2 separate regions of the Homo sapiens genome follow, and region 2 is linked to region 1. A link is an interaction called in ENCODE POLR2A ChIA-PET data of the cell type or tissue named here. Cell type or tissue: CD4-positive, alpha-beta T cell. All regions are shown on one strand. Each heading gives the region's core, and the rest is flanking DNA. Links, peaks and the distances in the headings are about the cores only.

Evidence for each region. ChIA-PET counts read pairs that join two places held together with the same protein. Peaks named below come from ENCODE experiments on the same cell type or tissue, not always from the same donor. Only the 100,000 strongest peaks of a DNase experiment are listed, where the experiment ranks them.
Region 2: POLR2A ChIA-PET joins it to region 1 with 6 read pairs; 2 of 35 experiments call an interaction of 5 or more read pairs at or near these places.

The regions. Positions count from the first base shown.
Region 1 is chr1:187,089,091-187,094,557 of GRCh38, reverse strand. LINC01036 (long intergenic non-protein coding RNA 1036) reads right to left here and starts at 1,716. Exons shown (of 4, transcript NR_126347.1): 1 at 1,612-1,716. In CD4-positive, alpha-beta T cell, for the core only: no CTCF peak of the experiment used is centred there; a DNase peak (open chromatin) is centred at 2,257.
Region 2 is chr1:186,968,052-186,973,518 of GRCh38, reverse strand. The region is part of intron 15 of PLA2G4A (phospholipase A2 group IVA); the gene reads right to left. Among named protein-coding and RNA genes, the nearest start is that of LINC01036, 120 kb to the left of the region's middle. In CD4-positive, alpha-beta T cell, for the core only: no CTCF peak of the experiment used is centred there; no DNase peak of the experiment used is centred there.

The DNA of each region.
Region 1 (5,467 bases), core at 220-5,219:
TTGAGACAATTTATTGTCCAAGAGAGACATCACGAGGAGCTAAACCAATATAAGTTTAGAGTTACAAGGTCAGATTTTATATATATTATTAAGAAGGACTGGGCCGGGCATGGTGGCTTATGCCTGTAATCCCAGTACTTTGGGAGGCTGAGGCGGGCAGATCACGAGGTCAGGAGATCAAGACCATCCTGGCTAACACGGTGAAACCCCATCTCTGCTAAAAATACAAAAAATTAGCCGGGCGTGGTGGCGGCCACCTGTAGACCCAGCTACTCGGGAGGCTGAGGCAGGAGAATGGCATGAACCCGGGAGGCAGAGCTTGCAGTGAGCTGAGATCATGCCACTGCACTCCAGCCTGGGTGACAGACTGAGACTCCATCCCAAAAAAAAAAAAAAAAAAAGAAGGATTGACCATAAATTGGATGTGAGACGTAAAGAAGAGAAATTCAAGAACCAGGTGCCCCTAACTCCCACATTACCCAAGGATCCACTGTACACAATAAAGTGTATTTAAAAAGAGAAACCTACACCCACACTACACTTCCTTCACATTTAGCTAGATGTTAGTCACAGGTAAGGCGACCAATTCATTTAGGTTTGCCTGGGATTTTTCCAGTTTTATTACTGAAACTCTCACATCACAGAAAATTCCTCACTTTTAGGCAAATCAGGATAGTTGTCTACCCTCGCCACATGGTCACATCTAGCTGGAAGAGAGAACAAGTAGTTTTTAAGCCTGTTGAACAATGAATCCAGATGAACACAGAAGTTCTGTTACCAAGGAGGAAGAGGAAAATGGATATGCAACTACCATACAGGAATGCAATAGATATGAGTAAACAATTAGCAATCTTCTGTAATGATTAGTGATCAAGGCGGGCATGCCAAATCTCACAAGGTAAGTAGAGAAAGAGAAGGTTATTAAGGAGATTGAAAAAGAACCATTTAAAATGTAGAAAAACAACAGCAGGTGAGGGAAATTATAACAGCAAATTTCAAGAGGATATATTCACCCTATAATCAAATGCTATAGAGAAAGCCTGTCAAGTATCCTCTCTTAAGTTTTATCTAAAAAGCAATACAACCATAGGATTAAGGTAGGTACCTAAGGAAGGTCATTGCAAAGACATGAAAAGAAGCACAGAAGAGGAGGGTAAGGGCAAATGAAAACAAACTTCATTTCCATAGAAAACTTATCAATATCAACATTGGATTTCATGCCAATCCTGAGAACAGGTGTGCTTCACAGTTTTCCAACACTAGCGCTTTAATACTCCCTGAGGACACACATTTTCTTCTCCTTGGAAACCTTCCTTCCTTTAGCAGAAAGCTTTCTACAATTTAGGTGGTCTGTCCTGGCTGCAGTTTTCTTCCTGGCAACCTCACATGGTACCTTATCTTTGTCTGTGGAAGGCACCGCCCACTGTCAACATCGGTTCAGTGAAAAAGAAAGATTCAGGAGCTTAATTCTCAAATTCTCATGTCTGTGGTCATAGATGCTTGACATGATGTAAAGAGACAGAGATTATGGTATTTGATGCCAAATGAAACATAATTTAATGGTTTAAAGAAGGACACTCAATTACTTCACCACACCAGTGTTTATCTTACCAAAATTTAGAGTCCTGCTGGTCCAGTGGCTCACACCTGTAATTCCAGCATTTTGGGAGGCCAATGTGGAGGATTGTTTGTGTCCAGAAGTTTGAGACCAGCCCGGGCAACACAGCGAGATCCTGTCTCCACAAAAAATCAAAAATTAGCTGGGTGTGGTAACACATGCCTATAGTTTCAGCTACACTGGAGGCTGAGGCGGGAGGATGTCTTGAGCCCAGGAGGACAAGGCTGCAGTGAGCCATGATTATGCCACTGCATGATCATGTTGGGATACCTTCCCACATCACCCACCATTTTAAATAATATTAAATCAATAATTAAAAAAAAATGAAAAATAAAGTTCATGGACTACCCTCAGCTTTTTTCTTATCTACTAGCTTCCTACCACCTTCACTTCTTTCTTCACTTCGTTTCCTGTTCAGCTTTGATTTCATGGCCCATTCACATCAACTACACTTTGTTTCCATATCCTGATCTCCCCTACTCCTTCTACTCCTGGCAAATCAGCACTGGAGCACTGCTAAAGAAACTCACATTAAACTCCTTGCCTATCTGCCCTTCACAGAAAGCTACTCTGTTCTCAAAATTTAGACCACTTCCTCCAGTCACCTGCATTGTAATCTCAGCCGGAAATCTCACCTTCCACCTCACAGATCAAAGAGAAGCTATCAAATAGGAGCTACCCAACCCCTGCACAGCTACAAAACCTGCCCGTAATCATGGAGGAGGTAGCTCGCCCATCTCCCCATGTGTGCACGCCACTCTATTTTCTTTGGCTTTGCCTCTTGCAATATTGTCAATAACCCTCTCCTGCACCCCATGTTACCTTTTTCCTTTCTTAATTGACATCCACGCATAAGCAGACAAAAATATCTCCATATACTTTAAAAAAAATCCTTTCTTGATTTTTTTGTTGCTAACCTATATACACAATCAAAGGTTTTGAATGAGTTTTTTATGTTCCCTATCTCAGTTCATGCTGCTCCCAATGATTCTGCAATTTACTCCAATCTGGATTCTGCTCCTATTACTGCACTGAAATGACTTTCAGTGTGGTCATCAGTGACCATTATTTTGCTGCAGCCAATAGCCAATGAATATGCCTTATATGCTGTTTGCTTACACTATGAGTCAGGACATGATAGAGATTAGAAGTCAAAGTATCCAAGTTCAGATCATGGCTTCACCATTTGCTACCTGTGTGACTATGGGCAAATTTGTTAACCTTTTAGTATTTTATTTTATTTTATCCATAAAATGAAAATAATAAAAGAACTTACCTAATAGAGTTGTTTTGACATGTTAATTAGAGAAAAGATAATTAGTATAGTGTACGGCACAAAATATATGTTGAATAGATAATAGTTTGTGTTGTAATTATTTTTATCCTTCCCTTGAGAGATAATTCTCCAGGGATTCCACACATTTTTGCACATCATGAAAGCAGAGGCACTGATAGTCTTTTGTTCTGGAATGTATTTTCAAGGATTTTTGTACATGGTATCTTCTTGGAATATAGGGACTCCTTTGAGAGGGGATCCATTATTTGCTGTCGCATAAAATAAAGATGTCCCCCTCCCAGGCAAATATGGGCATCTTTGCTTGCAGAAAAATACAAAAGACTAGGATTTCCTAAATCCATGAGCTGTGATGCAAGCTCTCTGTGTATGCCACACTCACTGAGGCCCACTCCTTACTGCCCCCGTGCTGCTTGAGCCTGCTCAGCCACAGATAATACAGTCCTTTGGCTCTGGCTCCAGAGTCTCATGTCTTTGGTTAGTACCCTTGAAATTGTGACTGAATAATCTGTTAACTTGCAAGTAGGTAAAATCTTCCATCCTTCACAGTTTTTGACACTTCTTGACACATTCCAGCTTTGGAAACTTGAGACATTAGTGAGACTCTCTGCTCTCAGAATCCATCATGGTGCAGTCTTTTTTTTTTTATATACTTTAAGTTTTAGGGTACATGTGCATAACGTGCAGGTTAGTTACATATGTATACATGTGCCATGTTGGTGTGCTGCACTCATTAACTCATCATTTAACATTAGGTATATCTCCTAATGCTATCCCTCCCCACTCCCCCCACCCCACAACAGCTCCAGTCTACAGCTCCCAGTGTGAGCGACGCAGAAGACAGGTGATTTCTGCATTTCCAACTGAGGTACTGGGTTCATCTCACTGGGAAGTGTCAGAAAGTGGGTGCAGGACAGTGGGTGCAGTGCACAGAGCGTGAGCCGAAGCAGGGCGAGGCATCGCCTCACCCGGGAAGCGCAAGGGGTCAGGGAATTCCCTTTCCTAGTCAAAGAAAGGGGTGACAGAGGGCACCTGGAAAATCAGATCACTCCCACCCTAATACCGCGCTTTTCCAATGGTCTTAGCAAACGGCACACCAGGAGATTATATCCTGCACCTGGCTCAGAGGGTCCTACGCCCACAGAGCCTCGCTCATTGCTAGCACAGCAGTCTGAGATCAAACTGCAAGGCGGCAGCATGCTGCAGTCTTGACAACTTCTCACTCTCACTCTTTCTTACTCTTGTTTGCTTTTTACCCTTAAAAAATAATCACGTCTGCAATGTGGGCATTTCTCAGAGTTTTGTCTCTCTTTATTTCTCCACCTTAACTCCCCTACACTGCCGGAAACACTCCTCTCTCCCTCTATGGCTTCAGTTAACATCTCTATGATAATGACTCTAAATCTGTATCCGCAATCCAGGTCTTTCTCCCAACCACAAAAATGTCTACCTAATTGATTGCTAGACATCCTGACTTGAATATCTCAGAGGTGCCTAAAACCCAACCTGCTGAAAACTGAATTTATCATTGTCTCTTGAAAAAATGCTTCTGCCTTAGTATCTTCTGTTTCAGTGATGGAGCTCCCCAGCAGCCTCCTATTCCCCAGGCCACAATATGAGTGTCATCCCTCCCATTCACCCATGCTGTCAATTACCAAGCCATTTATGCCTCCAAAGCAGATTCTGAATACAATCATTTTTTACTATCTATGCTGATGTCACCATAAACCAAACTACTGTTAATAGCCTCCTAAATTGTCTCCTTTTTTTCTTTCCTGTTCTATTCCATTTATTACATAGAAACACAGGAATCATTTTAAAATTTAAATCTTGTTTAAGTAAGTTTAAATGGTTTCCCATTGGCTTGATGTCAAAGTCCAATCTCTTCAAATTGGCTTACAAAGCCCCGAACTCTGTTCATTGCTTCTGCTGCTTCTTTCAACATTCTGCTCCTCAGACATACTGGACTTCTCTGGAATCTATAAATGTGCAAAGCTCTATCTTCCTCCAGGCCATTGTCCATGCTGTTGCTTCCTGGGATTTTCAGGTGTCCCATATTAATTAGATAATCTATTTTATATCATCCTATCCTATAAAGTAAAAATTTGAAGAGGGATGTATATGTTCATCCCCTATCATTAAACAACAGCTTTAATGTGCAACTATCTGCTTTGATAATGAACCTAAATAGTTACGTATTTTGTGACTAATATGTAAACAAATGGCCTTCATAATACTGACCAGAATGAGTTTCCTATCAGTATAAGGGGAAAAGCAGGAGTTGGTGTTTAGGGCAGATTCCTCTCCTGTTCTGCAAGTAAGTGTTCCGTGTGATGAGCTCTTTTGGTCATATAGACATATGTCTGTACTCAAAGTACATTAGGAGTCCAATGTCAAATATGGTAGAATACTAAGTAATGTAGATAACACTATTATTTTAAAAGTTAAAGGGGGAGGGTCTTTGCTTGTAGGTATGGTGAAGTAGCTACTACGAGACTAATACACCCACTGGAACAAAACAAAACACAAAACAGCTGTTTGAAAACATCAAAGAG
Region 2 (5,467 bases), core at 435-5,434, 120 kb after region 1:
ATAAAATACCATTTCCTAATCCCTCGGCCCTGTGAATATGACCTTATTTGGGGAAAGACTCTTTGCAAATGTAATTTAATTAAGGATTTTGAGATTAGATCATCTTGGATTACGTAGGTGGGCCCTAAATTCAATGACAATTATTCTTATATGAGATACAAGAGAAGACATGCACACAAAAGAAAAGGCCATACAAAAATGAAGGCAGAGATTGGAGAGATGCAACCACAAGGCGAGCAATGCCTGGAACCACCAAAAGCTGGAAAAGGCAAGGAAGGAGTCTACTGTGGAGGCTTTAGAGAGAGGACATCCCTGTTGATGCCTTAATTTCAACTTCTGCCCTCCGAAACTGTGAGAGAATATATTTCTGTTGTTGTAAGTCACCATGTTTGGGGTAATTTGTTACAGAAGTTCCAGGAAACTAGTACAAGAGATAAAACTGGAAGTACTACATTAAATGCTGTGCACTTTCCTTCACCAGCCATTGTGGATTGGTGCCCACAAAGCTAATGCTTGGACTGATTTGGCTGTGATGTGGGCCAACCTAAGCATTATAAGTGAATAATATGTGGAGATTCTAAAACAGGTCATGCCCTCGTTTCAACAAATAAATCAGGTGATTGTGGAAAAATACAGATACTTTTTCCGTTTTTAGTGGGTTTAAATGGAATTCTGACCCTAAATGAAATGTAGGCAGATCAGTTTAATTTAGATACATTACTTCCATCATTTGTGAAGACTGCCTCATTTCAGATTTTCCTTTCTTCTTTCTTCCTTCTCTCCTTCCCTCATTTCCTCTTTCTCTCTTTCCTTGAATAATTTTTAAGAGAATTAACCCGTTGTTCTGGCTTCTTGTCATTAAGCATTTAAATGAGCACTGAAAAACTGAGCCAGATTTATGTCCAACGTATGGCAACACAATATAACTTAATTTATGGCATAATAACTAAAATCTATCACTCTCCCTAAAAGTTAGTAAGATAAAGGGGAAAATAATTTCAAGTAGTAAACTCTGAATTCTTCTATATTCCTTGCTTTCTTGCTCCCCGACAAAACCCAAAGTCCCTTCATTTTCCCCTAAATTCACAGCCTCTTAATTTTGCATGCTTGAGTATGAAGACTTTGGCTTATTTTCATGACCAACAATCAATCTCACTGATTGTCTTTGGATGAGCTCTAATGGTACACTAAATTTTCATATTATACATCTAAGATATTAAATGGTTAACAAAAAGAAACTTGACAAAATGAAACACAAAGCTGCTTTTGTTAGATAAATTAATAGTAATAATATTTAGAATAATGAACTCTTTATATTGGACTACTACTAGGTGTGTGCTAACTAATCTAAATAAATTAGTGTCACACTGATGTCATTAACTTTCAAGGCCAGTTACAACACAGATACAACAACATAAATTGTGGTTGCTTTTATCAAAAGACATGATCTCCATCTTTCTGTATCTTCTTGACAAAATATGACATTTAACTACACGAAGTGCTAGAATTTTCTGCAAATGTGAAATAAAGTCAATAGTTCTAATTTTTTGCCCAGCATTTATGCTCTAATATTTTGTGAAAGGCAGTATCCATATTTCAGTCTCAAAAATAGGAAATTATTTGCTATTTAATTACCTTAATAAAATCATATTGCATATATCCAATTATTACATTAGGGATTCTCCCCTCCTATCAAAAGAACTTTATGTAGACTCCTCGCAAATTTTCAAATCTTATTATGTTATATATAAAACAAATATTCTACTTTAGTATTGATAGTATAATATTTTTATCAATTTAACAATTCTACTTTGGCAATCTTTTAGACTAATTTAGGAATACATATTTTGATAACAACACTTATAGGTTTAAGGTACTTTTAATATTCCAACTCTGCCTGAAAAGATTATTTTGTTTACTTTGAACTTGCTGAAGTACATACCTAGAGACAAGAAAAACTATATTATGTGTAATATATTGCAATTTACTTTATATTAAGTGTCAGAAAATATAATTCATTATTTCCAGAATGGTAGGTTTCATGTTATGCTAAATAAATAATAAAAGGAAGTATATAAATTTGGAGAAAGGCACGGGAAGAAAAGAATTGACAAAATGATTTTAAAACACATCTAAGAGAATGCACAGGTAGAAATGCCTATATGTACTACAGAAGGAGTGATTGGAGACATGCTTTTTATTATAGTAGGCACATAATAAAGCTACAGTTATTAAAATGCAGTATGGTACTGACATAAGAACTGCAAGATTGTCAGATGGATTAATGGAACACAAAAGATTAAAACAAAATATCCTTGTGCCCTGTAAGAATCATATAGTATATGATATAATAAGTATAACAAAATAATGCCAAAAAAGTCTATGGGGGATTATGTTATTACAAAGGCAATGTATTCAAAAAGATTAATGAGTTAAATATATTTAGAAGAATAAAATAAAAATTAAAATATCAATCCACATTTAACTGATGTTGGTAAGAATGAATTTCAAGAATATACTACCCAAAGCAATCTACAGATCCAATGCAATCCCTATCAAAATACCAGTGACATTCTTTACAGAAATAGAAAAAAAAAATCCTAAAATTTATATGGAACCACAAAAGACCCCAAATAACCAAAGCAATCCTGAGCAAAAAGAACAAAGCTGGAGGCATCACATTACCTGACTTCAAATTATACTACAAAGCTACAGTAACCAAAACAGCATGATACTGGCACAAAAACGGACATATAGACCAATGAAACAGAATAGAGAACCCAGAAATAAATCCACCCATTGCAGTTCAACTCATTTGCAACAAAGTTGCCCAGAATATATACTGGAGAAGGGATAGTCTCTTCAAAAAATGGTTCCGGGAAAACTGAATATCCACATGCAGAAAAATGAAACTAGACTGCTGTCTCTTGACATATATAAAAATCAAATCAAAATCAATTAAAGAGTAACATCTAAGTCCTAAAGCTATAAAACTACTAGAATAAAACATTGGGAAAACACTCCAGGACACTGATCTGGGCAAAGATTTCTTGAATAAGACCTCAGATGCACAGGCAACCAAAGCAAAAATGAACAAATGGGATCACATCAAACTTAAAAGCTTCTGCACAGCAAAAGAAATAATCAACAAAGAAAAGAGACGAACCACAGAATGGGAGAAAATATTTGCAGACTATCCATCTGACAAGGGATTAATACACAGAATATATAAGAAGCTCAAACAACTCAATAGGAAAAACAATCGGATTTTTAAACGGGCAAAAGATCTGAATAGATACTTCGCAAAAGAAGACATACAAATGCCCAACAGGAATATGAAAAAATGTTTAACATCACTAATCCTCAAAGAAATACAAATTAAAACTACAATAAGATTCAACCTTACCCCAGTTAAAATGGCTTTTATCCAAAAGATAGGAAATAACAAGTGTTGATGAGGATGTGGAGAAAGGGGAACCCTCCTACATGGTTGCTTGGAATGTAAATTAGTACAGCCACCACAGAAAACAGTATGGAGGTTCCTACAAAAACTAAAAATAGAACTACCATATGATCCAGTAATCCCATTACTGGGTATATACCCAAAAGAAAGGAAAATCAGTATATTGAAGAGATATTTGTACTCCCATGCTGATTGCAGCACTATTCACAATAGCCAAAATATGGAATCAATGTAAGCATTGATCAACAAATGAATGAATAAAGAAAATGTGATACCTACACACTATAGAATATTATTCAGACATAAAAAAAATAATGAAATCCTGTCATTTGTAATAACATGTCAGGAACTAGAACTAGAGGACATTATGTTAAGTTAAATAATCCAGGCGCAGAAAGACAAATATTACATGCTCTTACATGTGGAACTAAAAACAGTTGAATTAATGGAAATAGAAAGTATAATGATGGTTACCATCTGCTGGGAAGGCTAGTGGAAAGGGGAAATAAAGAGTGAATGGAAAATTGGTACAAAAATACAGTAAGATAAAAGGAATAAGATCTAGTGTTCAGTAGCACAATTGGGTAACTATAGTTAACAATAATTTATTATATATTTCAAAATAACTAAAAGAATGGAATTGGAATGTTACTAACACAAAGAGGTGATAAATGCTTAAGGGGATAGATATCCCAATTACCCTAATTGATCTTTCCACATATGATTGTATCAAATTTGACATGTACCCCATAAATATGTACAAGTATTCTGCATCCATAATTAAAAATAAAAATTTAAAAAACTGATATGAAAAAGAGAAAATACAGTGAAAAAAATTTTTAAAATTATAAGAAAGAATAAAAACAATGGAAGAAGCTCCTACATAAATATTTGAAACAATAAAATCATCAACAACAAAAGTCCCAATACAAATGACATATTAGGTCATATTTGCAAGAATAAGACAAACTTTAATATTCTTAAGACATAAAAAGAATGTTTATTAATAGGAACATCACAAATAATCCAATTAAAAGTAGTTTAAAAACATCAATATATAATAAGCATGACAAACCATTCAGTCTCACAAAGGAAGAAAACTGAAGCATAAATGTGAGGTTTTTTATCCCCATCATATTGTATAAATTTTTTTTTACTTCGTCTTTAATATTTTTTCCTGCCAGCAAAGGCATGTAAAACAGAGACTCAAATATATAATTAGACATAGTAATGTAAATTGATGAAGCTTCTCTAGAAATCAATCTGAAAATATTTACTAGAAGTCATAAAATGATACACATCTAGAAACCAACCTAAATAAATAATTAAAATGTGATTAAAGATTCATGTGCAAGGATAATGATTACAGAAAAAGGTGGCAAGATAGCAATAATCTAAAAGTTGAAAATAGAGCATTGTTAAATAAATACGTATCTGTATACAGAGATAGTATATATTTTTATTTTATTTTATAAACATCTTATATATCTTTTATATTTACTGTATTATATGTCTTTATAATTGTTTTCTTAAATATTTAATGACATGAAAAAATGCTCATAATACAGTTGTAAGTAGAAAGAGACAGAATGCAAAACTACATGACCCTGGTATAGACACATACACACACACACACACACACACACACACACACATACACACCGCGAAAAGAGACTAGAAGAAAATACCAAAATATTAACAGCTGTTGTCTGGAAGTACTGCATTTATAAACCAAATGTTCATACATTTTACAAGTATCTATTCTTAATCACAAATAATGAGTCAACATTTAAAAACTACTGCCAAGTATAATGATTCTTTTTAAAGGTACAAAGTGATATTCCAAAACCTCCTCCAACTCATTAAGGTGGTGGAGCCCTGATTCACATGTAAAATGATGGCTTTGACATTTTATACCCCCATTGGTGAAATGAATAATACAGTGTCTTCCACCACTAGACCAGCTTCTAAGCTATCATCTTAGAGTCATCCACTGAAACCCAC